Regions from separate parts of the Homo sapiens genome. Here region 2 is linked to region 1. A link is a loop called in an ENCODE intact Hi-C map of the cell type or tissue named here. Cell type or tissue: sigmoid colon. All regions are shown on one strand.

What was found. Peaks named below come from ENCODE experiments on the same cell type or tissue, not always from the same donor. Only the 100,000 strongest peaks of a DNase experiment are listed, where the experiment ranks them.
Region 2: it touches region 1 in a loop (7-fold over the local background); 2 of 110 quality-filtered maps call a loop at or near these places.

What each region holds. Positions count from the first base shown.
Region 1 is chr3:121,221,429-121,223,928 of GRCh38, reverse strand. It overlaps STXBP5L (syntaxin binding protein 5L), which reads right to left. Exons shown (of 27, transcript NM_001308330.2): 11 at 772-926. Among named protein-coding and RNA genes, the nearest start is that of MIR5682, 170 kb to the right of the region's middle. In sigmoid colon, no CTCF peak of the experiment used is centred here; no DNase peak of the experiment used is centred here.
Region 2 is chr3:120,661,379-120,663,878 of GRCh38, reverse strand. The region is part of intron 4 of HGD (homogentisate 1,2-dioxygenase); the gene reads left to right. Among named protein-coding and RNA genes, the nearest start is that of HGD, 20 kb to the left of the region's middle. In sigmoid colon, no CTCF peak of the experiment used is centred here; no DNase peak of the experiment used is centred here.

The DNA.
Region 1 (2,500 bases):
AGATGGAATCTCATTATGTTGCCCAGGCCAGTCTTGAACTCCTGGACTCAAACGATCTGCCTGCCTTGGCCTCTCAAAGTGCTGGGATTACAGGCATGAGTCACCACACCTGGCCACATTATTAAAATATTTCATCATTATTAGATTTCATTATACAGATTGCATATAAGTTTAGACTAGTTGTTATGTTTACAAAAAGTCTTTATATTCAGTATAATAAAAATATATAAGCATTTCTCCTCCCAAAGTCCCTTCTGACTATTCTCAAAATTTTAAAAAGTCATTAACCACACATCTGCATTACTAGAGTAATCAGAGGTGCTGCAGTTGCATCTGAAGCAAAGCCAGATGTGAAACAGATGCAGCACCACCACAGTTACAGATTACTGATATCAGGTAAGTGCTTTAACTTTGATTGGCTTTGGGATGGAATTGATGGAGCTGGTCTGAGAGAGGCTATTAAGAGACCTCAGCTTCCCCAAGTGATTTCACCCTGGACCCTTATCAGACCCTCCCAGCTCAGCTTCCACCATCTAATCAAAGTTTAAAGCACTTACCTGATATTAGAACCTGAAATGCCAGCATTGCTGTACTACATCTGTGTTATTTCCAGTTTCTCAAGTAGGTACAGTTGCAGAACCTGTTCCAGCACTTGTAGCTCACAGCGTTATACCACAGTAGACATCTGAAAATATTTAACCTTAATTTTGTTAGAAACTTGTCATTTCCAAAATGATTTTCAACATTAATAGTTTCATTTTAGTTACTTACCATTTGGATAGGGCGTTTCACATAAAGTTAGAAATTCAACAATAGGATGATCCATTTCAAGTACTGTAATTGCTTTTCCATGCATGATGGTTAAACTTGGTCTTCTACAAGCTTTGTCATAGGACAGCCCACCAGAGAATATTATGAATGGTTCGCTACATAGGAAAAAACATGAATGAGACTCAGAAGTCCTTTAAAATGACACAAAGTCACAGGACTGAACCTATAAAGAACAGGTTTTGTTGCATACCATATAACATGACAGACAGCAAAAAACTTGCCCGGCTCAAAATTTCTCATTCAATAACCTACTATTCTACCATTTCCCACTTTCTAGATGTACATTCTCACATTAAATTTACTAATGGACCAGTCTAAACATATTGGGGTAGGTTTGGGGAAAGGCAGTGAGCTTGGAGGAAGGTAGATGTGCTCACTGACTCTCAAAAGGACATCTTCACGTACTTTACTTGGTTCCCAAACTCTAAATCACTATCATTGGAATATTAGTCTATGTCAGAATATCAGATTAATTAGCTGGCCTATGGGGCCTAAAATCTGTACAAGAGAAAAGAGACAAATTTTAATATAAAATGAAATGTGACAGTGGAAAGCTCAGAATGGCAGAGGGTAAAATAAGAATTCTAGATAATGGAGTTTCTGTGAAAAAAGAGTAAAGATAAAAAGATGGAGAAAGCTAATATGTAAGAGAAGGATAGCTAATCAAAGATAAATTGCCTTTTCTATTTTACTTGTGGCCAGTCTATAGATCAGTATAAACTCCATATATCTTGCTCAACTAACTTTAAACAAGATTTTTGGTCTGTTGCTTTATAAGATATAATTAGATAATAGAGTGGGGTTAAGATTCCTCTAAAACATTATAGCTATCTGAAAATTATGAAGTCATTTCACAGTTTTTCATTTTTCATTTCTCAAATCAATACTTACATATCTCTAGTGTATGTGTACAAAAGAAAAAGTGTGTTAGCAAAAAATATTTTCAAGAAGTAAGAAGTAAATACCAAATTGAAAATATTCTTTTCTAATTTTTTTAAAGACCTAGAGGCTTTTATTGTATCAAATTATTTGAGAATATAATGCTCATCTACATAATTCACTTACATCCTATTTGCTAAGCTGAAGAATCTACTTGTTTCTAGAAATCGCTCTGTAAGATTTCCTTTTCTCTTCCGTTTTGTACTGTGTGTGGCGCCAAACATTATCAGTGGGACATTTACTAATCTTATGCTGGCTATATAACCAAAAAGGGTTTTTTTTTTAACAAAGCTTCTATACAAACATACATATAAAATGTGTGTATTATTTTCTATTTATAATTCTATCAGTATTCTGACATAAATATTTGAGTTATAAGCAAAATAAACAAAAATACTCTAACTTATTTTACTTCAGTTGATTTGAGTAATAGTCTTGCACCAGTGATTTGATATGGTAAATGACCAACCTACTAATGGTGCCATTAAAAAGCACATTTGTTATTTCTATAAAATGTATATTTATATTATTAATAAGATTTATCCAGATTTAAAAAGCATTTCTAATATAGTTATTTATGAAATAGTGTGGGGGTTTTTACCTTTGTTTTTTGCTCTGTTTTGCAAAAAAAGGCCACGACTTAAGAGAATGTAGTATCTTTTCATAATATTAATAATAATATTAAGCTTAACTACCTACTATTAATATTAATAAAGGCCATACGTATCTA
Region 2 (2,500 bases), 560 kb after region 1:
TTTAAATATCATATTTTGCGCCTTTTTCCATGTCTTTTTAAACTTCTTGAGTGTAGATATTTTTGATATTATATTATAATCCAATAAATGTTTATAAAAATTCCTAATATTGTGAGATATTTGAATTTTTTCCATTTTTGCTATTATGTAGTAAATCCACGCTAAATATAATCCTTTTCTCCTCTACATCCCAGCCTGGAACAACAGACCTCCTTCTTTTCTTCCTGAATCCCCTTTTTTCCCTGGGTTCCATGACATTGCATGATTCCCAAACCTGCAAAATAAGTATTCTTCAAGGTCCTGAACTAGAATCTTGATATAGTTTGACTGTGTCCCCACCCAAATCTCATCTTGAATTCCCACGTGTTACGGGAGGGACCTGGTGGGAGGTAGTCTATCTGCACAAGCTCTTTCTTTGCCTGCTGCCACCCAAATGAGATGTGACTTTCTCCTCCTTGCCTTCTGCTATCATTGTGAGGCTTTCCTAGCCACGTGGAACTGTAAGTCCAATTAAACCTTTTTCCTTTATAAATTACTCCTTCTCGGGAATGTCTTTATCAGCAGCATAAAAATGGACTAACACAACTCTCACCTCCCCCTTGTCATCATCTCCCCTCTGAGAGAAGGGGAAGTACTTACTCTCTCTCTTCCCCTCCTCTTCCTTACTGTCTTTCTTATCCTCCTCTTTTCTTCTCCTTCTCTTCACCCCAACCTTCCCCTTCCCCTCTGTATTGTTCTGCTAGAGCTATCATAACAAAAAGATACTGGGTGGCTTAAGCAAAAGAGATTTACTTTCTAACAGTTCTGGATTCCAAGATTGAGGTATCGGCAGGGTTGCTTTCTTCTGAGGCCTCTCTCATTGACTTGTATCTTCTCCTTGGCTCCTCACATCATCTTCCCTCTGTGTCTATAGCCAAATTTCCTCTTCTTATAAGGACAACAATCATATCAGATTAGGGTCCACTCTAGTAACCTCATTTAAGTTTAATTATTCCTGTAAAGACTCCATCTCCAAATATAGTCACATTCTGAAATACAGGGGGTTAGGAGTTCAACATATGAATTTGGAGGAGGAACACAATCTAGCCCATAATTCTCTCCTTCTGCTTGTTTTTCCCTCTAAATATCTACTAAGGATTCCCACTCTTTTGGATTCTCTTTGCCTTAGAGATGAAGGGATAGTTGTTGATAAGAAATAATCAAGTGGGACAAACTAACAGGAGGAACTCCTTGAGCAATAGAGGATTTTCCTAGCTCACTACACTGAATCAGGTGCCAAGTCCATAGAATGGTGATGCCTGAGTATACATAAGAGTTACCAGGGGACTTGTTGAAAATGTAGATTCCTCAGTCTTGCTCCCCAGAGATCCCAGTTCAGTAGGTCTGAGGTGGTACTCAGGAGTCTCCCCAGATGACTCCCATGCAGGTTGGTGCTGGACTGCACTTTATGAAATTCTGCTGTAGAGTGTGCTTTCAGGATCTCTCTGGTTCCTTTTTTCCTTTTCCTACCTCCACCTGGTTCAGACCTCATTTCTTCTTACCTAGACTATTTTAATGACCTTCTACCTGATTCCTATGTCTTCCCCTCCCTATCCCACACCGTGCTGCCAGAATCAGCGTGCTAAATTATCATCTCAAAAATCTTTAAATCTAACCATCACCCGCCCCCTCCACTGCCCAGCCAATCCAGTGCAGGCTTCCAGATAAGAGATCAAGAGCTCTGATTCACTATCACAGCCTTTCAGACTCTCCACTCACTTCCATGTCCCCTACCTATCAGTCACACTAGAACCATCGTCATTTTATCTACCTGGGATTTCCTGTTCTTCCATCACAAATACTCACCCATCTAAATCTCACTCACGATTTATGATTCATTTTAAATAATACTTTCTTCATTATGCCCTTTCAATATTTCTCAGAGTATTTAAGGTTCTATGTCTCTATCATCTTCATCTGATCTGCAGTATCCAGTACATGCCTTCTTCCAAATAGAATCGCAAGTATTTGTTGAATTTACTCCCTGATAGTTCAGATCCTATCATTCTATAAATAAATTAGATTGCATTTCTCTAAATGCATTCAGTGGTGTGTGCCAACATTACAGTGCACATTCCCCTGCTCAGCCCTTTTGGACAGCTTGCTAGCTCTTTTTACATTTCATCTCCATCAACTTACATTTCACTTCTTGCAAAGATATTGGCGCTGTCTGCAAACCAGATGATTTCATTGCTTATATCTCTTATTTTCCATATATAAGAATGTTAAATAGGCCCTGTGCCAGGACTTATTCCTGAGAGAACATTTCTATTTACATTTCTCTTCCAAAGTTATTTGCACTGATCCACTTCCTTGTTTTTCTATCATGAGGTTTTCACATTTCCAGGATCTTCTGTAATGGATTACCTGAGGGAAGAGACAATGTCATGTTCACCTCCAGCATCTAGCATAAAATCTGGCACACAGAGAGGTTCAATAAATACTGTTTGAAATAATTAAT